2 separate regions of the Homo sapiens genome follow, and region 2 is linked to region 1. A link is a loop called in an ENCODE intact Hi-C map of the cell type or tissue named here. Cell type or tissue: heart right ventricle. All regions are shown on one strand. Links, peaks and the distances in the headings refer to the core of each region. The heading gives the core; the rest is flanking DNA.

The links. Peaks named below come from ENCODE experiments on the same cell type or tissue, not always from the same donor. Only the 100,000 strongest peaks of a DNase experiment are listed, where the experiment ranks them.
Region 2: it touches region 1 in a loop (2.3-fold over the local background); 59 of 110 quality-filtered maps call a loop at or near these places.

The regions. Positions count from the first base shown.
Region 1 is chr15:50,870,588-50,883,258 of GRCh38, forward strand. No RefSeq gene overlaps it. Among named protein-coding and RNA genes, the nearest start is that of AP4E1, 32 kb to the right of the region's middle. RefSeq lists an enhancer at 8,449-8,618 and a silencer at 11,582-11,751. In heart right ventricle, for the core only: CTCF peaks have their summits at 6,522 and 6,745; a DNase peak (open chromatin) is centred at 6,534; H3K4me3 peaks cover 1,461 bases; H3K27ac peaks cover 1,234 bases.
Region 2 is chr15:50,768,108-50,780,778 of GRCh38, forward strand. No RefSeq gene overlaps it. Among named protein-coding and RNA genes, the nearest start is that of SPPL2A, 8.7 kb to the left of the region's middle. In heart right ventricle, for the core only: no CTCF peak of the experiment used is centred there; no DNase peak of the experiment used is centred there.

The sequences.
Region 1 (12,671 bases), core at 3,079-11,078:
AGCATTCTCAATGGGAGTTTTCCTATAAATCTTCCTTAGAGGAGAGTAAGATATTAGTTAGTAGAGTGCAGTCATGTTCCTCTTCCTTTTGTTGTCCACCTGGAAGGGAGACCAGGGTAGCAGGGTTAAGAGTGTTACAGCACTTCAAAGTGATGTTGAAGGCAGAAAGCAGGAGTACCTCATAAGAGGCAAGGTGGCTAACAGAATATTGTTAAGTGTAGTGACAGCTTAGAAGAGATTTCATGAGTGGGGGACATAGATGGTCAGAGGGGACCCTATGACAAATTCTTCAATGTTTTTGCATAATGTGGCTGCAGCTGATATAGCCCTCATGCAAGGAGGGTGCCCCCTTGCAACTCAATCTAACTGTTGCCTAAAATAACCAATTGGTCTGTGATTGTCACCATGTTTTTGAGTTAATACTCCTAGAGCATTCCCATTTATTTCATGTACAAAGAGGGAAAAAGGAAGACTGTAATTGGGGTGGCCTATAGCAAGTGCTTGGGTGAGAGCCTGTTTTAGATCTTCTATGTGTTGTTTTTTCCCTCTCTTCCCAGTGGATTGGGTCTGGCTGGGTCTGTTTTAGTTTTTTATATAGGGGTTGAGCAATTAAGCAGTAGTACGGAATCCAGCTCCTGTAATAGACTGTTAACTGTGAGAAGCCTCTTAATTGTTTTTTAGTTTTGGGCAGGGGAAATGTCATAACAGCAGAGATTCTCTTAGGGTTTATTAAAAGCCCCCTTGGGGAAATCATATGTCCCAAATATTTAACTTGGGGGAGGCAAAATTGTAATTTATCTTTTGGCACTTTGTGTCCCTTAAAAGCAAGCTGTTTAAGGACTGTATCTTCTCTGCATTTTGGTAGGGAGGACGAACAATAAATCATCCACATACTGAGTTAGAGTACATTCATTTGGAAACTCAATGTCATCGAAATCTGCCTTTAGTATTTGAGAAAAATAAGTAGGACTTTCAGAGTAGCCCTGGGGTAAGACTGTCTATGTGTATTGGTGATTGTCCCAAGTGGAAGGGAAAAGATACTGGCTATTTTGCTCTACAGGTATGCTGAAAAATGCACTACATTAATCAATAACAGAGAGGTGGCTGCAGTGATAGGAATATTGGACAGTAAGGTGTGGGAGTTAGGAACAACAGGGTGTCTAGGAACTATTATTTTATTTATAGCTCTTAGGTCTTGAACAAATCTCCAGCCTTTCTCATTTGGCTTTTTAACTGGGAGGACTGGTGTACTACAGGGGCTGGTGCAGGGTACTATGAGTTCTTTGTCTAAATAGTCCTGAATGATTGGTTTGATTCCTAGGAAGGCTTCAGGTCTAAGGAGATACTGCCTCACATTTGGCAGAGGTTTGGATTTATTTATGGTTATCTCTATAGGGACTGCTGACTTAATTCTCCCAATATTTGTGGAAGAGCTTGCCCATAAGGAGTCTGGTACTTTAGATAAGAAAGGCTCTAATTCTTCCTGTCCAGAATCTTGATTGACTTTCCCAAGCACAATACTACATGTGGGTTTTTGTAAGTCTCCCAAGTTGAGAATAATTTCTCCCTTTTGTGAAAATGAGATATGAGCATTATGGGTCTCTAGGAAATCCCGTTCCAGCAGGTGTGTGTGTGACACTATCTACTATAAGAAAAATGTGATCCCTCACTAGTTCTCCTAGTTGAAATTGAAGGGGATTTGATTTAAAGGCTGTAATAGGAGAGTTTGAAACCCCTACCATGTGTACTTTTTCTTTACTCCAAGGGAGAGGGTTTTTAATCAAGGTAGGGTTGAAGACTGACAGTGTAGTGCTGATGTCGACAAGGGCTTTGATATTTTCCCCATTTATGGATATTTCTACTTCTCCTAAAGCATTAGTTAGAAGTAGGGGGAAAACCCTCTCTATTCCCTCAGAGCATCCTTATTCTGATTTTTGAGTTGTTCTGGTGCCTTCCTTTGGGGTCCTTTGCCCATGTTGAGCAAGCACCCATTTAAGTTTTTTACATTATTTTAAAAAATGTCCTTTCTTTTTGCAATAGTGGCAAATTGCTTCCTCTTGGGGTTGCTTAGATCTCTGGAGACCATGGGACCCTTGCAAACTCCCAACTTGGTTACTAAGTTGTTTTAGTTGTAAACTTATAATTTTAGAGACTATTTCCTTTTCTTTCTTAATGATTGCTTGTGACAACTGGTCAGCTAGGGTGACTAGGTGGCTAGTGGGAAAGGAAGCCCAAGTCACATTATTCTTCTTTATTAGGGTTGCTAACTCTTTATCTAAACCTTGAATAAACTCAGAATTGAGTAAGTTGTCACTTTTACCGTGCTCAAAGTTTTCAGGAGGTATTCCTGAAAACTCTTTGAATGTCTTTTCAAACCTGATATAAAAGTCAGGCATGATCTCGTTTGGGTGTATTTTACATTGTTGCACCTTTGCTCAATCTATCAATCTATAACCTTGGGGAATATCTGTGGTACAGTGTCACAGAGGTGATTGCAGAGCTCTCTGCATTTCTCTCTTCCAGTTGCATCTATTTTGTCAAAATCTTCTAAAGGCTGTTTCCAATCTGCTACTCTAAACCATTCTTCAGCTTTGTTTTTGGAGACCAGTAACTGAATCAGCTGATATAGGTCAGAGAACCCTGGGTCATAAATCTTAAGACTTAACTGGAATTCCTAAGCAAACCCAAAGGGATCTTCAATCGGATTGAGGAATCCAGATACCAGGGACTTAACTATGATTTGGTCCAGGGGGCATATATTATGTTAGAATCCCCTCTGCTTATGGGTTTTACTCTAAAAGGAGCAACTACTATATTATTTTCTGCAGCTATTTCTGGTCCCCCTGTGGTTTGAGGCAAGGGAGGAGGGAAAGGAGGAGGAAAAATGAAATTGTCTGGATAAGGAAGTTCAGAGAGTAGAGGGTCAGGAGGAGCAGAAGGGGAGTCAGTTTCTGGAGCCTTCCTGATTTCAGAAGTGACTTTTACTGGTTTTTTTAAATTCTGAAACAGTTTCAAAAATTTTTAAATTAACTTCCTGGAGGAAGGCAAGCTTATCTTTCCCTCTTTTTGATGATTCTAGATGCCAGCTAAAGTACGATTGCCATTCATTTTCTTTGATTTGGGAGCCTAATTTGTCTAATCTAGCATGCAGGAAAGCCAATTTAGGAATATCAAAGTTCCCTATTTTGGAAACCTTAAACCTAGGTCATCTTTAGTAAGATCTTTCCATTTACATAAATAATTGCAAGTAAAGGCACCACAATTATTAAACATAAACTCAGTTGGAGTGCCCACAGGGGGCCACTCTCCTTGCCTTTCCTCTTTTTTGGAGGATTTATTTCCTATCTTTTTTGTTTTTTTTTTTTTTTAGGGAACTGACCTGCGGACTAAGGTTTTTGTGTGGTGGATCGATATGTGCTGCCTGTCAGTAGCACTCCACAGTGTGTCACCACTGAGTTATTTCTACACTCTTACATGTCTCAATTTCTCTCTTCAGAGGTCTATCACCTCTGAGAGGGCTCAAGACGCTGGGTGATCAGCCCTTATGTGCATTTCCTGGATGAGCCTTTTTAAATTAATATTTGTTGGAGAGTTTCCTATAGGGCCGCTGCACATTACAGGGGATCAACCCCCCCCGCCCCCCGCCCTCCGCAGACACTCCCACGAGGCCCCCGGTCACCCAGAGGTGCCTTTCAGCTGGGAGGAGCAAAATGCCCTTTCACTTCAGAGCTGAGGAACTCAGTCTCTCACTTACTTATGAAAAACAACAGTTCAGTTCCTCACGCAAAGTGTGCACAGACAAGCCAATTGAGATTAATTTTGAGAGAAAAGGCAATGGAGAAAGATCCTTTTGAATGCACTTCTGAAACTAAAATTAAGATTTTAACCAACTTCCTAGGAGAAAAGACAGAGAGGAAAAAATCAGCTTAGAATAAATCAAGGACCATCAACCAAAACAGGAGGTTGGGGCTCAGGAGAACTTCCCAGTTCCACCGAAGGAGAAGCTCGAATTCGGTGAGGCTTCAATGGGCTCCTGCTGGTACCTTAGCTCCAGTTTTGGGCAACTCCTTCAGGGTCCTGAGTCTTCTCCGAGGCCCAATGTTGGGCACCAGATTATTGTCGGTGAAAAGAGTCAAACCCTGTAAAATATTTGAAGAGATTTATTCTGAGCCATATATAAGTTACCATGGCCTATAACACAGCCCTTAGGAGGTCCTGAGAACATATGACCCAGGTGGTCGGGGTACAGCTCGGTTTTATATATTTTAGGGAGGCATGAGACATCAATCAAATACATTTAAGAAATACATTGGTTTGGTTCCGAAAGGTGGGACACCTCAAAGCGGGGGTTTCCAGGCTATAAGTAAATTTAAACATTTTCTGGTTGACAATTGGTTGAGTTCACCTGAAGACCTGGGGTTAATGCAAAGGAATGTTCAAGTTAAGAAAAAGGATCATAGAGGCTGTGGCGTGGTGGCTTGCGCCTGTAATCCCAGCACTTTGGGAGGCTGAGGTGGGCGGATCACCTGAGGTCGGGAGTTTGCAACCAGCCTGACCAACATGGAGAAACCCCATCTCTACTAAAAATACAAAATTAGCCAGGTGTGGTGGCACATGCCTGTAATCCCAGCTACTCGGGAGGCTGAGGCAGGAGAATCGCTTGAACCCAGGAGGTGGAGGTTGCGGTCAGCTGAGATCGTGCCATTGCACTCCAGCCTGGGCAACAAGAGTGAAACTCTGTCTCAAAAAAAAAAAAAAAAAAGAAAAGAAAAAGGATCATAGAGACCAGGTTTTATTATGCAGAGTGCAGAGGAATCTCTCAGATAGCAGAGTTCAGAGAGAAAGCAGGTTGTAAAATGTTTCTTATCAGACCTAAAAGGGTGCCTGGCTCTTAGTTGATTATCTCCAGGATCTGGAAAGAAAAGGAAAACAAAAGGGAAATGTGGATTTTTCCCACAAGACACTTTGCAGGGCAATTTCAAGGTATGGCAAGGAAATATATTTTGGGGTTAAATATTTTTTCCTTGTCTCATAGTGTTATGCCAGAGTTAGAATGAAAAGTGTGTCACGATATATAGGGTCAAATAAAACCCATTTGATGAGAATTTATGGTTTGTAGTGCATGACTTCCTAGACTCCTTAGGTAGGAATTTGGGCAAAATAAAAAAATCAGAGCTCAGTCTTCAGTTTGATCAATAGTTCTTTTTATAATAAAATTGTAAAGATTATTTCTAAATGCTAGTTTTTATTTTTATAAAGAAACGTATGCTACTATGTACTTTGAAAAAAACACCTGGACTGGGTGCGGTGGCTCAATCCTGTAATCCCAGCACTTTGGAAGGCCGAGGCAGGTGGATCACAAGGTCAAGAGATCAAGACCATCCTGGTCAACATGGTAAAACCCTGTCTCTACTAAAAATACAAAAATTAGCTGGGCGTGGTGGTGTGTGCCTGTAGTCCCAGCTACTCGGGAGGCTGAGGCAGGAGAATCACTTGAACCTGGGTGGCAGAGGTTGCAGTGAGCCAAGATCGCATCACTGCACTCCAGCCTGGGCGACACCGTCTCAAAAAAATAAAAAATAAAAATAAAAAAGAAAAAAACATCTGGAGTCATATACACATAATGTTACAGCAATTATCAAGGAAAGAATACCTATTTGTATGGATTTTTATCTGATCTGATACAGAAGTTTCCAAATGTTCTTGAAACTTGTGAGGGTGTTTTCTTTCATAAAACCGTAAACTTGGTCTCCTTTAAAAATTCCACCTGGAGAGCTACTGATTAACTTGTAAACTTACTGTCCCTTGATACATTTTAAGTGTGTTTCAGTAATGGGATCATAAAAAATTTGCCCTTAGGCCGGGCGCGGTGGTTCACGCCTGTAATCCTAGCACTTTGGGAGGCTGAGGCGGGTGGATCACCTCACGTCAGGAGTTCGAGGCCAACCTGACTAACATGGTGAAAGCACTTCTCTACTAAAAATACAAAAATTAGCCCGGCATGGTGGTACACGCCTGTAATCCCAGCTACTCGGGAGGCTGAGACATGAGAATAGCTCGAAGCTGGGAAGCAGAGGTTGATCGCGCCATTGCACTCCAACCTGGGCGACAGAGCAAGACTTCGTCTCAAAACAAAACAAAACAAAACAAAACAAAACAAAAAAAAAAAGAAGGAAATTTGCCCTTGTGCCCCTTCTTATGAATTCTGATGGATGAGGGAGAACGAAGAGAGGAAAGAGTAAGATAAAAAAAAAAGCCACAAGATGGAGGATAAAAATATTACGGTTATTCTTTTAACTTATCCAGGAACAGAATGAGTAGCATTTTCAGTGTAATGCCCTCACGGTGTATTTCAGAATACTCAGCACCTCCTAACCATTTTACATCTAGAAAGCTCCCAAAAAAAGGCTAATTTGGTTTACTGCCACTTTGGGACGATTCTGGTTCTGGGTGGATTCTGGTTCTGGGACGGAGTTGTTTTCCTTGTCTGTCCCCTCTGGATGCAGTTACGTAGCCATCTAGTGACTGAGTTGGGAATTGCAGCTTCCTTTCGGATTGGGGAAATCTGCCAATTCACCCTGCCTCATCGCAGATGTGGAATGAAAGAAATTCGGTTGGCAAACCTCCTACTAACGGAGAATACCTTAGTGAACCACTTTGCAAGTCCGTCTCCTACATCCTTGTGCAGGCATCTCTTGTGCAGAGCCTTACATTCTTAGATTACCTCACAGGGATACCAAGAGCATAAGATGAAGTTACATAAACCAGAACACAAAAATGTATTTTTAAAAATTACTGTTGTTTTTGTTAGAAAACCCTTTGGAATAGGTCGTTAAAGAGCCTTGTTAAGTGCAAGTCTGTCACAAAATCAGAGATGTTAAAGAAGGCAAGAGGTAAAATGAAAGGAAATTCATGGGGTTGTTATACTTTCATTCATTTATTAACGATATCATTCACTGAGTTTCTACTTGGAGTAGGGTGCTGGGGAAACAAAGATGGATAACACATAAGGGGCACTCTGTCTAGAGGGGAGCCAGACTTGGAAGCAATTTTTAAAAAGTATATCAGAGCAGTGGTGACTGTGCAAAGCACCTGCTTATGCTAGACCTGGGGACACTGAATCCCATTTAGGCAACATGCTTTAAAAAGTACACAGAATCGGATGGGCGCAGTGGCTCACGCCTGTCATCCCAGCACTTTGAGAGGCTGAGGTGGGTGGATTACTCGAGGTCAGGAGTTTGAGACCAGCCTGGCCAACATGGTGAAACCCTATATGTACAAAAAATACAAAAATTAGCCAGGCATGGTGGCGCATGCCTTTAGTCCCAGCTACTTGGGAGGCTGAGGCAGAGGCAGGAGAATCGCTTGAACCTGGGAGGCAGAGGTTGCAGTGAGCCAAGGTCGCACCACTGCACTCCAGCCTGGGCAACAGAGTGAGACTCTGTCTCAAAAAAAAAAAAAAATACACAGAATCAAACAAAATGTGGTATATCCATATCATGGAATATTATTCAGTCTTACAAAGGGAGGAAATTCTCACATGTGCTACAACATAGAGGAAACTTGAGGACATTATGCTAAGTGAAAAATAAGCCAGCTGCAAAAGAGAAAATACTGTATGATTACATTCATATGAGGCACCTAGAATAGTCAAATTCATAGAGACAGAAAGTAAAATGTGGTTTCCAGGGGCTCAGTGGAGAGGCAAATGGAGAGTTATTGCTTAAAGTATAGAGTTTTGATTTGGGAAGATGAAAAAATTCTGGAGATGGATGGTGGTGATGGTAATAGAGCAATGTGAATATACTCAATACTACTGAACTGTACACTTGAAAATAGTTAAGATGGTAAACTTTATGTTATGTCTATTTTACCAGTTTTTAAAAAAGTACACAGAAAGCAATGAGAATGAATCAAGTATAGCTACACACAATATGACATGGATAACTCTTACAATGTTGAGCAAAAGAAGCCAGATACAAAATGGTGCATACTGTGTGATTCTATTGATATAATTCACATGTTAGAAGTCAGGATGGTGGTTACTTCTGGGGGAGGCAGAGATAAAAAAGTAGCATAAACTTCTAGGGTTCTGGTAATATTTCTGTTTCTTGACCAAGTAGTGTTCACGTGTAAAAGTTAATTGCACAGTATATTTATAATTCGTGCAGTTTTCTGTATGTATCTTAAGCTTCAGGTTTTTTTCTTTTCTTTTTTTTTTAAATGGGACAGAGACAAAGTGAAGGGGAATCACCAGGACAGTTAAGGGACTTTAAACATTTGTAGGAAGAAAAGTCGAACAATTTCAGGGTGGTCGAAGTAGTTTGTAGTCTTCAAATATCTGAAGGAGTGGCATGTGGAAGAGGAAGCAAACTTTGCTCACCATACCCAGAGGGGTGATGAGCCAGAGTTAGAGGAAGACAGAATTTAGCTCATTAAAAATGATGCTTCAATTATAGGGTAAGAATTGGATCTCTTAGGAAAATCACACAGCTTCAACTTTGGGACTAAAGGTAATTGGGTATGAATCCTGGCTCTGCCACTTACTTGGATGAATTATGTCACTCAATCGAGTTTCACTTTCTACATCTGTAAAATGCGACTGGTACTAACCACTTGCTGGGTTACTTTCAGGACTAGTGATAATGTATAGCACATACTTTGCCTAGGCCCTGGCCCATAGGAAGTGCTGAAGAAGTAGTAGAAGTTATTTTCAGAAGAAAATGACATAGAAGATGGATTACACCTCAGTGAGGTGTTATGTATTAAAGCATTGGTTCCTTTCAACCCCAAGAATCTATGTAACTTGCCCAAGGTCACACAGCTAATAAAGCCTTCGGTTCCTGATTGGTCCACTCCACTGGGCTGCCTTAGGTGAGAGGATTTCTAGCATCAAGCCGTTGCCCATCAGGGCTAATCAGATAATCATGTCTGTAACAGACCATGAGGGTTAGGATCTTATTCCTTTAAATTCTGACTGTACTCTACAATAGTTCAAAGGGGGAAATCTGGGATGCTGGTTCAAGTGGTAGCCGTGAACAGACAGGTTACGGCTTCAAAGCACCAGGTATTGGGGGTGTGTGTGTGTGTGTGTGTGTGTGTGTGTGTGTGTGGTGTGGTGAGAGAAATTGTTTTAAAAAAAATTTTTTTTTAATGGATTAAGGAAAAAATGTGAAGATAAGTTTAGCCAACTTCACCATTTTTCAGGGTCCAGCTCTTACTGACTGAATAAATAAATCATGAGGCAGAAACAAGAGATACTGCTTTGAAAACCAGTTTCTTCGGCCGGTCATGGTGGCTCATGCCTATAATCCCAGCACTTTGGGAGGCTGAGGCGGGTGGATTGCCTGAGGTCAGGAGTTCGAAACCAGCCTGGCCAGCATGGTGAAACCCTGTCTCTACTAAAAATACAAAAATTAGCCAGGCATGGTGGCAGGTGCCTGTAATCCCAGCTAATCGGGAAGCTGAGGCAGGAGAATCACTTGAACCTGGGAGGCGGAATTGCAGTGAGCTGAGATTGTGCCATTGCACTCCAGCCTGGGCAACAGAGCGAGACTTCATCTCAAAAAAAAAAAAAAAAAAAAAAAAAGAACAGTTTATTCATTTGTAGGCAAAAGCAATGGACTCAATCCACAAAGGTGAGAAAAACCTGAGTTAACACTTTGGCCTAAATTTTCCCAAAGCCTCTTTCTTAGCCTGACTCCAGGCTGCTTAACCCTTATATTTCCAAAGGAAATGACTTGCTGGGGCGGGGCGTCTCAATTTCTACTCTAGGCTTTCTTCCCAACCTCTGTTAAATATTTCTGCCTTGGATTTATTTATGCCCTGGACACAAGAGGAGTCTCTATGACAAGAGACTTGAGGAAACAAACACCTAAAACAGTGTCTCTTTGTCTTGGGCATTATACACTTAAGTCACACTGACCCTTTAAACTTCTACAGCTGCTCAAATGTTATGTCTTGGCCCATATAACTTTTATACTGGATGAAAAATAAATGATATGAATTTAGCTCACTATAGCTTTGGTCTTCGCCAAAGGAAAGAAATACCAGCAGCTTCTTTTTGCAAGTAGCAATTTATTTTAGTGCTTTCCTCTTCAGACTAAAGCCCTTGGTAGAAACCAAAATTACAGCCAAAGCCCACACAGAAACCTCAGATTTTAGTCATATGTCTTGCAAGGATGTTACATCATTTCTTAGTTTACCAAATGGAGACATTTCCTGAAACACAGAGACTCACTGTGAGCTTTGGCCTAAAAGATTTTGGGACTGTGTAGCCCACAATGATCTTAAACTAAATCTTATTTAGGTATCTCATTGACAGACATTTTTTCTTTCACCTTGATCAGTGTGCCTGTCCTTTACGCAGGTGTAATACAAAGCAGTTACTTGTCTTATTTCTGAGATCTCAACATCAGAGTCCTACAGGAAATGATGGCGTATTTAAAATGAATAATTTTTAGAATTCAAAGAAAGAGCCTAAAAAAATAAAGAAAAAAGAAAAAGAAAATGAGTAATTTGAGGAGAGTATAATAAAAAGGACTATTTACAAAGGTAAAAGAGTTCTGGGGAAGCAGCAAGGAATTGGGCAGTATTCTAGGGTTAGTTACTGCGAGCAAATGAGAGGGAGTAATCCCTTCCAACAGCAAGCAGTTTTCAAGCTTTAGTATGCATCAGAATTACCTGGAGGACTTATTACAACACAGATTACTCAGCCTCACCCTGGAGTTTCTGCTTCAGTAGGTCTGGGGTAGGACTAAAATATTTGCATTTTGCATAAATTCCCTGATGATGGCAATGCTACTGGTCTGGAGAGAAAACTGTGTGGAGAAGGCAATTTGGGGCCAGAGGTGTAGCTCACGCCTGTAGTTCCAGCACTGTGGGAGGCTGAGGCAGGAGGATTGTTTGAGTTTAGGAGTTCAAGACCATCCTGGGCAACATAGCAAGACCTTGTCTCTACTTAAGGAAGTTGGGCATGGTGGTACATGCCTGTAGTCCCAGCTACTCGGGAGGCTGAGAGTGGGAGGATTGCTTGAACTCACAAGGTCAAGGCTGCAGTGAGCTACGATTGTGCCACTGCACTACAGCCTGGGTGATTGCCAAAAAAAAAAAAAAAAAAAGGCAGTTTGGCAATTTGACACAAGCTGTGCCCTCCACAGAGAGATGCAGCCAACATGGGAGATCCAGCAGGGACGTACCAAGAGAATCTAATCATCAAAATCTACCCCTATCCAATTCCTTCTGTTGCTCCTTTTTAAACTCAACCAGCAGCCGAAAGGCAAGGGAACCCAGTGATGCAATTCAGACAATTCAGCCTTTAGGATATGGATCAGAGTAGAAAGTAGAGTTGGGTGAGCAAATGGGAAATATCCAGCACTTCTATCACAAAATATCAAGTACCTTCTCCTCACTACTTTTTTCATGCTATTTTATATTTTTATTTTGCTTTCCAGTATATACATGAACATTCATATACATGATATAAATGTAATTTCACAGTAACCCTATAGGGTAGGCAGGAAGATATTTATGCTTACTTAGAAATAAGAAAACTGAGGCTCAAAATGGTAAAGGCTACACATCTGAAAACAGCTTGGATTTTATCACAGGTTTTCTGGGTCCCAATGTGGGGGGCTCTTGCCACCACTTCACACTGCAGACATGAGGGAATCTGGTAGTGATGCTGGTTCCCCCACTCGAGGCTTCTAGGAATCTCTTTCTCCTTCACTGCCCCACCTGCATTCCCCTTGAGCTGCATTCTCTTCTGGAAAAGGTGACTCTCTTCTTTGACTGAGGAGCTCAACCCTTGCTCAAGGGCATACAATGAATTTAGTCTTCTACTAGAGTCATTTATTTGCATTTTTCACTGATTTTCAACCTTTTCAGTGGCAGGGCTACTTAGTCTTGATTTGGGGGCCTTGGAGAGACAAATAAATAACAGCTGTTACCCATCTGAATTCCTTTTGAGAAACAGACACAAAAATCAGACAGACGGAAATAAAAGCATCAGCTTTAATGAGGGTGAGGACAGAGTAGACAAGCTGCCGGTCAGGTCTCACAATCAGACTTCCTAATACAGTCATGCACTGCATAAGGACTCTTTTTTTTTTTTTTTTTTTTTTTTTGAGACGGAGTTTCACTCTTGTTGCCCAGGCTGGAGTGCAATGGCACGATCTCGGCTCACCGCAACCTCCACCTCCCAGGTTCAAGCGATTCTCCTGCCTCAGCATCCCTAGTAGCTGGGATTATAGGCATGTGCCACCACGCCCGGATAATTTTGTATTTTTAGTACAGATGGGGTTTCTCCATGTTGGTCAGGCTGGTCTCAAACTCTTGACCTCAGGTGATCTGCCAGCCTTGGCCTCCCAAAGTGCTGGGATTACAGGCATGAGCCACTGCCCCCGGCCAAGGACTCTTTAATTAATGATGAACACATATATGACAGTGGTCCCTTAAGATTATAATACTGTATTTTTACTGTACCTTTCCTATGTTTAGATATGTTTATATACACAGACACTATTGTGTTACAATTCCCTAGAGTATTCAGTACAGTAACATGTTGTATAGGTTTGTAGCCTAAGAGCAATAAGATATATCACATAGCCCAGGTGTGTAGTAAGCATCTAGATTTATTTTATTTTTATTTTATTTTATTTTATTTTTTTTGA
Region 2 (12,671 bases), core at 2,687-10,686, 100 kb before region 1:
AATGCTTTTAGGATATCCAAGTGCAAATATCTGCTGTCAATGGCTATGTGGGTTGGTCTGAAGCTTAGGGGCACAGTGAGGTAAGAACTGCCTCATCTGCTGCCTATCAATTCTGGACTATTTTCATACTTTCTAGTTGCCCACAGCAAGCCAGGTTCCCCACCCCCTCCTTTTCTTTTTGTTTTGAGATGGAGTTTCACTCCTGTTGCCCAGGCTGGAGTGCAATGGTATGATCTCATCTCACTGCAACCCCCGCCTCCCAGGTTCAAGCGATTCTCCTACCTCAGCCTCCCAAGTAGCTGGAAATACAGGTGCCCACCAACACACCCAGCTAATTTTTGTATTTTTAGTAGAGACGGGGTTTCATCATATTGGCCAGACTGGTCTTGAACTTCTGACCTCAGGTGATCTGCCTGCCTCAGCCTCCCAAAGTACTGGGATTACAGGCGTGAGCCACCGTGCCCAGCCTAGGTTCCCCTTTTATAGAATAGCTGTATGGACTGGATGACTTCATCTCTAAATATTCCCATCTGCCTCTCGTGGCCCTTTGCCTAGTGAATCTCTAAACTGGCTCTTGGGCTATCAGAAGAGCTCTAGTTTTTGTTTGTTTTTATTTTTTGAGACAGGGTCTCACTCTGTGCCCCAGGCTCTGAAGTGCAGTGGCACGATCTCGGCTCACTGCAGCCTCGACCTCCCAGCTCAGGTGATTCTCCCACCTTAGCCTCCTGGGTAGCTGAGACTACAGGCATGCACAACCACGACTGGCTAATTTTGGTATTTTTTTTGTAGAGATGAGGTCTCGCTGTGTTACCAGCTGGTCTTGAACTCCTGCACTCAGGTGATCTGCCTACCTCCCAAAGTGCTGGAACTTGTGAAAGGAAAATAAATCTTGGGACCCCAAAATCACTAAGCCAAAGGGAAAAGTCAAGTAGAGAACTGCTTAGTGGAAACTTGCCTCACATTCTATTCCTTAAAAGCGGATGGATCTGGGTTGTGTGGTGAATCAGGATTGTTAAAGCTCCCCAGATGATTCTAATATGCAGCTAAGGTTGAGAAATGTTGGCTTAGACTGTGATTCTTAAAGTGTGGCTCCTGGATCAGCATATCAGAAATACCTGGGAACTATAAAAAATGCAAATTCTTGGCCGGGTGCGGTGGCTCACGCCTGTAATCCCAGCACTTTGGGAGGCCGAGGCGGGTGGATCACGAGATCAGCAGATCGAGACCATCCTGGCTAACATGGTGAAACCCCGTCTGTACTAAAAAAAAAAAAAAAAAAAAAAAAGAAAGAAATGCAAATTCTTGGACCTCACCCCACAAACTCTGGGAGTAGCGTCCATCAATCTATTCTATTAATAACAAGTTCCCTGTGTGATTCTGATGTATGCTGAAGTTTGAGAACCATTGGCTTAAAGCAATGTCCCTCAACGCTGGCTGCATATTAGAGTGATCTGAGAAATTAAAATGAAACATAAATCCCATGCTCCAACACGAATTAAACTGAAAGGAAAAATAGATGAATTCATAATTACAGTTAAAGATTTCAAGTAAAATCTTTTAATAATTGAAAGAACAAGTAGGCAGAAAATCAGCAGGGATACAGAAGACTTGATCAACACCATTGACCAACTTGACCTAATTGGCATTTATAGAACTCTCCACCCAACAACTACATAATTTTAAGGGTACACAGGACCTTTACCAAATAAACTATTTGGCCATAAAACACATCTTGATAAGTTTAAGAGGTTTTTTTTTCTGTTTTCTTTTTTTTTTTCGAGACGGAGTCTCGCTCTGTCACCCAGGCTGGAGTGCAGTGGCACAATCTTGGCTCACTGCAAGCTGCGCCTTCCGGGTTCACACCACTCTCCTGCCTCAGCCTTCCGAGTAGCTGGGACTACAGGCGCCTGCCACCACGCCCGGCTAATTTTTTGTATTTTTAGTAGAGATGGGGTTTCACCGTGTTAGCCAAGATGGTCTCAATCTCCTGAACTTGTGATCCGCCCGCCTCAACCTCCCAAAGTGCTGGGATTACAGGCGTGAGCCACCGCGCCTGGCCAAGTTTAAGAGGTTTTAAATCATACAAAGTATGTTCTTTGACCACAAGAGAATTGGAAATCAATAACAAAAAGATGTCTGGAAAATCCCTAGATAATTGGAAATAAGACATATGCGCTGAGTGCAGTGGCTCATGCCTGTATTCCTAGCACTTCGGGAGGCTGAGGTGGGTGGTGAAAGTGGGACCAAGTGACGCATCTACTGAAGAGTTTTGAATAAACTCTTGAGAGGAATGGGAGAACTGCTTGCCCAAACACAAATGTCTGTGCCATCAGACTGCAGATGCATTGTGACTGTAATCTCTTGAGAAAACTCCTAAGAGGACCCCTGTACTGTCTAGAAGACTATTTAGTTTCACTGATATTCATAATAAAGTCTATAATCATGTACTCTGGACCAACATCAGAGCATCACCTGAAAGCTTGTTAGAAATGCGTAATCATGCCAGGAATAGGTACAGTTCTGCTGGATCGGCTGGGCGCCATGGCTAACACCTATAATCCCAGCACTTTGGGAGGCAGAGACGGGCAGATCACCTGAGGGCAGGAGTTCAAGACAAGCCTGGCCAACATGGTGTAAACCCCATCTCTACTAAAAATACAAAAAATTAGCCGAGTGTGATGGCGGGCGCCTGTAAAACCAGCTACTCGAGAGGCTGAAGCAGGAGAATTGCTTGAATCTGGGAGGTAGAGGTTGCAGTGAGCTGAGATCTTGCCATTGCACTCCAACATGGGCGACAAAAAACAAACAAACAAACCCCTGCTGGATCAGAATCAGAATCTGCATTTTTTTTTTTTTTTTTTGAGACGGAGTTTCGCTCTTGTTGCCCAAGCTGGAGTGCAATGGCGCGATCTCGGGTCACTGCAACCTCCACCTCCCGGATTCAAGTGATTCTCCTGCTTCAGCCTCCCAAGTAGCAGCGATTACAAGTACAAGCCACCACGCCCGGCTAATCTTTTGTGTTTTTAGTAGAAACGGCGTTTCACCATGTTAAACAGGCTGGTCTCAAACTCTTGACCTCAGGTGATCGGTCCACCTTGGCCTCCCAAAGTGCTGGGATTACAGGCGTAAGCCACCACGCCTGGCCTTTTCTTTTTTTTTTTTTTTGAGACAGGGTCTCACTTTGTCACCCAGGCTGGAGTGTAGTGGCGCAATCTCGGCTCGCTGCAACCTCTGTCTCCCAGGTTCTAGCGATTCTCCTGCCCCAGCCTCCTGAGTAGCTGGAATTACAGGGGCACACCACCATGCCCAGCTAATTGTTGTATTTTTAGTAGTGTAACATTTCACCATGTTACCCAGGTTGGTCTTGAACTCCTGACCTCAGCTGATCCACCTGCCTTGAACTCCTGGGCTCAAGTAGTCCTCCTTTCTGGGCCTCCCAAAGTGCTGGGACTATAGGTGTGAGCCACCAGGCCTGGCTACAAATTCAATTTTTAAGATTATGACTGGGTCCGATGGCTCATGCCTGTAATCCCAACACTTTGGGAGGCCCAGATGGGAGGACTGCTTGAGCCCAGGATTTTAAGATCAGCCTGGGCAACATAGCAAGACCTTGTCTCTATTTAAAAATATATGAAAATCAGGCCAGTCCCGGTGGCTCACGCCTGTAATCCCAGCACTTTGGGAGGCCGAGGCGGGTGGATCACGAGGTCAGGAGATCGAGACCATCCTGGCCAACATGGTGAAACCCCATCTCTACTAAAAATACAAAAATTAGCTAGGCATGGTGGTGTGCGCCCATAATCCCAGCTACTCAGGAGGCTGAGGCAAGAGAATCGCTTGAACCCCGGAGGCAGGGGTTGCAGTGACCTGAGATCACACCACTGTGCTCCAGCCTGGGCAACAGAGAGAAACTCCATCTCAAAAAAAAAAAAAAAAAAAATGAGTGTGGCCGGGTGTGGTGGCTCACGCCAGTAATCCCAGCACTTTGGGAGGCCAAGGTGGGCAGATCACGAGGTCAGGGGTTCAAGGCCAGCCTGGCCAACATGGTGAAACCCTGTGTCCACTAAAAATACAAAAATTAGCTGGGCATGGTGGCACGCGCCTGTAATCCCAGCTACTCGGGAGGCTGAGGCAGAGAATTCTTGAACCTGGGAGGCAGAGTTTGCAGTGAGCCAAGATCGTGCCAGTGTACTCCAGACTGGGCGACAGAGGAAGACTCTGTCTCAAAACAAAAACAAAAACAAACCGAAAATTAGACGGGCATGGTAACATGCACCTGTAGTCTCAGCTACTCAGGAGGCTGAGGTGGGAGGATTTCTGGAGCCCAATAGCTTGAGGCTGCAGTAAGCCACTGTACTCCAACCTGGGCAACAGAGTGAGACCCTGTCTAAAGAAAGAAAAGAAAATACCATTTACTGGCCAGGTGTGGTGGCTCACGCCTGTAATTCCAGCACTTTGGGAGGCCAAAGTGGGCAGATCATGAGGTCAGGAGTTCAAGACCAGCCTGGCCAACATGGTGAAACCCCATCTCTACTAAAAATACAAAAATTACTGGGTGTGGTGGCGGGTGCCTATAATCCCAGCTACTCAGGAGGCTGAGGCAGGAGAATCGTCTGAACCCGGGAAGCAGAGGTTGCAGTGAGCCAAGATCATGCCATTGCACTGCAGCCTAGGTGACAGGTCAAGACTCCATCTCAAAAAAAAAAAAAAAAAAAAAAAAAAATATATATATATATATATATGTTGGGTTTCATCAAAATAAAAACTGCTCTCTGAAAGATACTGTTAAGAGAATGAAAGCATAGCCTAGACTGGGAGAAAATATTTGCAAAACCTACATTCAACAACAACAAAAATGAATCCAGAATATATAAAGAGCTCTTATAACTAAATAAGAAGACAAAAAATTTTTAAAATGAAGCAAATAGTTGGATAATTCACCAAAGACGATGCACATATGACAAATAAGCACATGAAAAGATGCTCAACATCATTAGTCAGTAGAGAGATGTAAATTTAAAACATCATGTACCTAATAGAACTACTGGTATAGAGAAATCAACTTTTTTTTTGAGATGGCATCTCACTTTGTCGCCCAGGCTGGAGTGCAGTGGCGCAATCTCAGCTTGCTGCAACCTCTGCCTCGCGGGTTCAAGCAGAGAAATCAACTCTTTATTACTGGTAAACTCAAAGAATTTCTAGGAGTTTCCAGCCAACAAGGATATGAACCAAATCTTATTGCTTCATTATTTTCCTTTCTAAAAGTGGGAAAAGATATCTCATGAGTTATTTTTAAGCTTTACTTTATTTTTACCTGACAAATAATAATTATATATATTTACGAGGTACAATGTGATTTCAATACATGTATACATTGTGGAATGATCAAATCAGGCTAATTAACATATTCATCATCTCAAATACTTTTCATTTCTTTGTGGTGAGAACATCTGAAATCCACTCTGTTAGCTATTTTGAATACTGTATACAATACATTGTTATTAACTATAGTCACTATGCTGTGCAATAGATCCCTAGAACCTATTCCTCCTGTCTAACTGAAACTTCGCACCATTTAACCAATGTCTCCCCTTTCCCTGTCCACCCCCCCGCACCTGTAGGCCTCTGGTAACCACCATTCTACTCTCTACTTCTATGAATTCAACTTTTTTAGATTCCACATATAAGTGAAATCATGAGGTATTTGTCTTTTTGTGCCTGGCTTCTTTACCACATTTTAAAATCCATGTATCCATTGATGGGCAATTTGGTTGTTTCCATATCTTGGCTGTTACGAATAATGCTGCAGTGAACATGGCCATGCAGATATCTCTGACATACTGGTTTCATTTCCTTTGGATATATACCCAGAAGTGGGATTGCTGGTTCCCACCATTTTCATTTACTGGTTGTGTTGTTGGGTTTGGGTTTGTGTGTCAATACCTATCTCTGAACATAACTTCTAGGAGACAATATGTTTATTACCCTTTGCCGGGCACGGTGGCTCACCCCTGTAATCCCAGCACTTTGGGAGGCTGAGGTGGGCGGATCACCTGAAGTCAGGAGTTGAAGACCAGTGTGGCCAACACGATGAAACCCTGTCTCCACTAAAAATACAAAAAATTAGCTGGGCGTGGTGGTGGGTGCCTGTAATCCCAGCTACTTGGGAGGCTGAGGCAAGAGACTCACTTGAACCCGGGAGGCGGAGGTTGCAGTGAGCCGAGATTGCGCCATTGCACTCCACCTGGGCAACAGAAGCTAAACTCTGTCTCAAAATAAATAAATAAATAAATATATGTTTATTACCCTTTTAATGGGAATAATCAATGTTACCACCTCAGTCTCAGTAATTATCTTGTTCACAGATGAAAAAGCTGCTCCAAGTTTCCTGGTGGTGTTTTTCCGAATATCTGACTTTAGCTAAATGCTTGCCTCCTTGATACCTGCTTATGAGACATTTCTTCTTGAGCAAAGCATGTGACTTGAATGCTTCCTGGTTCACAGGAGGTGACTAGGAGCAGAGAGGCAAGCTGTCAGCTGTGGTTTCATCACTGTATCTTCTGTTTACGTGTTCACATGTATTTATTACTGCTCTTGACAGAACTACTGCTCCTTTGAAATTGTGTCAATCAGTGAAACATAGTATATACTTCCTACAAGACAGGTGAATTGAAATGTTGACTTGAATGGCAGGGAGTTCAGAAGAGATGTATTCAGTAGATGGAAAGTTCAGGAGAAAGGATTTCACACAGCTCACAGTTGGAGGACTCAAGGTGATAGACCAAAACTCAGGCTTTGGTCATCTTCCCTTAGGAAATCTTTTTTTGTTTTGTTTTGTTTTTTTTGAGACCGAGTTTTGCTCTTGTTGCCCAAGCTGGAGTGCAATGACGCGATCTCGGCTCACTGTAGCCTCCACCTCTGGGATTCAAGCGATTCTCCTGCCTCAGCCTCTTCTGTAGCTGGGATTACAGGCACGTGCCACAACGCCCGGCCAATTTGTTGTATTTTTAGTAGAAATGGGATTTCACCGTGTTAGCCAGGCTGAGTCTCAAACTCCTGACCTCAGGTGATCCACCCGCCTCGGCTTCCCAAAGTCCTGGGATTACAGGCGTGAGCCACCGCACCCAGCCAGGAAATCTTTATAAGCTCTCAGCAAGAGAACTTGAATGCAAAGCCATGCAAGGTTTTATAATGTCTTATAAGTTACTATTTTTTTCTAATTAGCTTCATTTAAAGCAGTTTTATGACACAAATTATTAGTCTCATGTTGCAGATAAGGAAATTTATGCATATGAAATCTCCCAGCAAGAAATGGTGCCAGAAATTAAATCCAGTTGTGGGTGCTCTATAAATGTTTATTAAATTAAGAAATTTTGCTAATAATTAAGAAGCCAGTGTTGTGGTTTTGAATATTTTCGAGTGTGACTAAATTACCTCTGAAATGTCTTATAAAACATAAAAAAGACTCGTCTTTTGAAGAATAACTGGATCTAATTTCAAACAAAATCAACTCTTTAGGTTTCGATTTGCCTAAAAAGTCCAAGGGTTTCAGCTGGGCGCATTGGCTCACAACTGTAATCCCAGCACTTTGGGAGGCCGAGGAGGGTGCATCACGAAGTCAGGAGTTCGAGACCAGCCTGACCAACATGGTGAAACCCCGTCTCTACTAAAAATACAAAAATTAGCTGGGCGTGGTGGCGCATGCCTGTAATCCCAGCTACTCAGGAGGCTTAGGCAGAAGAATCCCTTAAACCCAGGAGGTGGAGACCGCAGTGAGCTGAGATCGCGCCACTGCACTCCAGTCTGGGTGGCAGAGCGAGATTCCATCTCAAAAAAAAGTCCAAGGTTTTCTTCACTGATAAAAGCTTGAATTATTTTTCCCTCCAGGACATATTTCTACACTAAAAATGAATAAAAATAGCCTGGTACATAAGATAACTTTAGAGATTTTATTTATATACATATATATTCTTTTGTATGAATGGTTTTTAAATACAAATTTTAAAGAAATAACTAATAGGCCAGGCTTAATGGCTCACGCCTGTAATCCCAGCACTTTGGGAGGCCGAGGTGGGCAGATCACTTGAGGTCAGGAGTTCGCGACCAGCTTGGCCAACATGGCAAAACCCCATCTCTCCTAAAAATACAAAAATTGGCCGGGCGCGGTGGTGTGGGCCTGTGGGCCCAGCTACTCAGGAGGCTGAGGCAGGAGAATCGTTTGAACCCAGGAGGTGGAGGTTACAGTGAGCTGAGATCATGCCACTGCACTACAGCCTGAGTGACAGAGTGAGAATCCCTCTTAAAAAAAAAAAAAAAAAGAGATAACAAATTGTAAGCTAGAGTTACATTGTTCTTGGTGTTGAGGTATACCAAAGGCTGCTATTGTCTGTATAAATCAGTGTTGCTGCAAGGAACAGTAGTTGACTTTAGATATTGCTGGAAAAAGCAAAACCCAATCCATATCCAAAGTTTTCTGGCATAGTGGATTGATTCACATATTAATCAAATCCTCCTCTGACTCCAGGTAAATTAATTTATATGATTTTCTTGGTTGGGCACTACAGTATTAACTATTGACATATTGAGACTACTCTGGGCTTTTTAAACCAAAGTTGTTTATTACTATTATTATTATTTGAAACAGAGTCTCGCTCTGTCACCAGGCTGGAGTGCAGTGACACCATCTTAGCTCACTGCAACCTCTGCCTCCTTGGCTCAAGCAATCTTCCTGCCTCACCCTCCCCAGTAGCTGAGACTATAGGTGCACACCACCACGCCCAGCTAATTTTTGTATTTCTTTGTAGAGACGGGGTTTCACCATGTTCGAGGCTGGTCTCAAACTCCAGGTTTCAAGCAATCTGCTCACCTTGGCCTCTCCAAGTGTTGGGATTACAGGTGTGAGCCACTGTGCCCAGCCTGAAGTTGTTTATTTATAGGAGCCTCCAGATTAATAAACTATCACCCAAAGCAAGTAAATGCAGTCAGATCTTTTTGATGCACAAGGATAATTTTAGACTTCTAAGATGCCATTTGTTACACAGCAGTATACTTTCCACATGACTTTTCTGGCTCTATTTTACTATGATTCTATGAAATATGCCTGCTCAGCAGAAAACAGATTCAGGATTTTTGACTAATAGTGCAATTCCACTAATAGCCACTGCTATTATGTGCAGAAGGAATAAGAAATATTGTGTGCAGGAGGAATGAGGAATAAACCAATTCTGCCTCCCCATGACACCAGCCAGGCACGGTGGCTCATGCCTGTAATCCCAGTACTTTGGGAGGCTGAGGGAGGCGGATCACCTGAGGTTGGGAGTTCGAGACCAGCCTGGCCAACATGGTGAAACCCGTCTCTACTAAAAATACAGAAATCAGCTGGGTGCAGTGGCGCGCACCTGTAGTCCCAGCTACTCAGGAGGCTAAGGCAGGGGAATTGCTTGAACCCGGGAGGTGGAGGTTGCAGTGAGATGAGATCTTGCCACTGCACTCCAGCCTGGGCAACAGAGCAAGACTCCATCTCAAAAATGAAAAAATAAATAAATATAAATTAGCATCTTAAATCAGTATTTGTCAGTTGTGTGTGTGTGTGTGTGTGTGTGTGTGTTATTTTGTTTTGTTTGTTTGTTTTTTTAATGTGGAGTCTCACTGTTGTCGCCCAGGCTGGAGTGCAGTTGTGTGATCTTGGCTCATTGCAACCTCCACCTCCTGGGTTCAAGTGATTCTCCTGCCTCAGCCTCCCAAGTAGTTGGGATTACAAGCACCTGCCACCACGCCTGGATAATTTTTGTATTTTAGTAGAGACGGGGTTTCGCCATGTTAGCCAGGCTGGTCTCGAACTCCTGACCTCAGGTGATTCACCAACCTTGGCCTCCCAGAGTGCTGGGATTACAGGCGTGAGCCACGGAGCCTGGACTTTAAGTCAGTATTTAAATATTAATACCAAGTATCCAATTTGGCAGGAATGTTACATTCATAACAATGTGTAGCCTGACCCCCATGAGTTTTTTGCTGAAAATACAAACTATATAATTATATTTTCTCTTTAAGAAGTCTTGACATTATTAGACACCTCCCCTGGTTTTTCTTGTTTTTCATTAACTTATACTTGGCATTCTGTGTCAGGTGTACATGCCAGAGATCACGATGATAGGGCCATGTGATATTGCTGGCCTAGTCTAGGCATTAGTGTGCAACCCCATCAGCAAGTACAGCCGGTCATTTGCAGTCACCTGGATCAGCTGAGATGGGAACATCAGTTTAAATGAAAGTGTATTTAGAGAGGTGACCCGCTGTCACGAGATAAAGACCGAAGGCCATGAGTTTAAAATTCAGTAACAAAAGGGTGGAGCTCTGGAAACTGGGAGGAGTGAGAGAAGTATTTTACAACTTATGAACATAAATGGGCACTATATATCCTTTTAAAAAAAATATAATTAATTTTCTTGAGGCATGGTCTGACTCTGTTGCCCAAACTGGAATGCAGTAGCGCAATCCCAGCTCATTGCAATGTCCATCTCCCAGGCTCCAGTAATCCTCCCACCTCAGTCTCCCAAAGTGCTAGGATTACAAGAGTGAGCCACCATGCCTGGTCAAAAGAGCACTCAGTATATATTCTTTTTTTTTTTTTTTTTTTTTTTTTGAGACAGAGTCTTGCTCTGTTGCCCAGGCTAGAGTGCAGTGGTGCAATCTCGGCTCACAGCAATCTCTGCCTCCCAGGTTCAAGCGATTTTCCTGCCTCAGCCTCCTGAGTAGCTGGGATTACAGGTATGGGCCACCACGTTTAATTTGGTATTTTTAGTAGAGAAAAGGTTTTACCATGTTGGCCAGGCTGGTCTTGAACTCCTGACCGCAAGTCATACGCCCACCTCGGCCTCCGAAAGTGCTAGGATTACAGGTGTGAGCCACTGTGTCTGGCCCTATATATTCTTTAAATTTACCTTTTTTCTTGAAGTATAATATAAAGACAGGAAAGTGTACATATTGCAAGTGTAGACTTTGATGAGCTTTCACAAACTCAACACATCTGTGTGACCAGCATCCTTTCAAGAAACTGAGCATTTCTATCTACTCAGAAGTCCCTCTACTGTTCTCTTCTAGCTGGCTTTTGCTCCCAAGAATAACTGTTTTCTGACTTCAATCACACATATTAGTTTTGTCTCTTCTCAGATTTTGTTCAGCTCTATGTTCAGTAACTTTTTGTTGGTAGCTTGAAACTGGCCGTAGTGGAAGTATTTACGCCACAGAAATCGGCAAATCAGGGTGTTGCCCCCATCCCTGAGCTAGATGTTAAACATTTATGAGCACACCACCGAGTACAGAAGTAAATAAAACTAACAAAAATCCTTGCCTTCATAGAGCTCACATTCTAGATGGGGAGAAAGACAAAATAAGTAACTGAATTATGTTAGAAGTATATTAGAAAAGGCTGGGCATGGTAGCTCACACCTGTAATCCCAACACTTTGGGAAGTCGAGGTAGGAGGATTGCTTGAGCCCAGGAGTTTGTGACCAGCCTGGGCAACATAGGAAGACTCCATCTCTACAGAAAATAAAAAAAACTAGCTGGGCATGGTGACACATGCCTGTAGTCCCAGCTACTCAGGAGGATGAAATGGGAAGATCGCTTGAGCCCGGGAGGTTGAGGCTGCCTTGGGCCATGGTTGTGCCACTGCACTCCAGTCTGTCTCAAAAACAAGAAAAGAAAGAAAAAGTATATTAGGAGAGGAAAAACACTAAAGAGAAAAGTTAAGTTGAGTAACTTCTTTTTTAAAAAGAAGTAAGGAGTCTGGGTGGTGGTAAGCATTACAATTCTAAATAGGGTGGTCAGGAAAGGCCTCACTGAGAACATAATATTTGAACATTAATTGAAAGGAAGGGGAGGAACAAGCCGTGAGTATAGGTAAGAGAAGAGTAGTTTAGGCAGAGAAAACAGCAAATGCAGAGACCCTGAGGCAAGAATGATGCAAGGGGGCCACTAGAACTGGGGCTACATGAGTAAGGGTAGATAGCGCAGGAGCTGAAATCCTAGAGGTAATGAGTGAAGGTAGTGAGGGGTGGAAGACCAGATTATGAAAGGCCTAGAAGGCCATTGTGAAGACTTGAGATTTTTTTTTTTTGAGACGGAGTCTCACTTTGTCACCCAGGCTGGAATGCAATGGCATAGTCTCGGCTCACCGCAACCTCCACTTCCTGGTTCAAGCAATTATCCCACCTCAGCCTCCTGAGTAGCTGGAACTACAGGCACGGGCCACCACACCCAGCTAATTTTTGTATTTTTAGTAGAGACAGGGTTTCACTATGTTGGCCAGGCTGGTCTCGAACTCCTGACCTTGTGATCCGCCTGCCTTAGCCTCCCAAAGTGCTGGGATTACAAACGTGAGCCACTGCACCTGGCCGAATTGAGATAATTTAATAGGGGAAAGTATAGTTTTTTATACAGCTAAAATATTAAGTTATCAAATGTTGTCAGATTCCTTGCTGAATTCAAAGGTGACTTTTGGATTGCTTTCTTTTCTTTCCCTTTTTTTTTTTTTTTTTTTTTTTTTTTTTGGAGACGGTGTTTCATTCTTGTTTCTCAGACCGGAGTGCAATGGTGCAATCTCGGCTCACTGCAACCTCCACCTCCCGGATTCAAGCGATTCTTCTGCCTCAGCCTGCCAAATAGCTGGG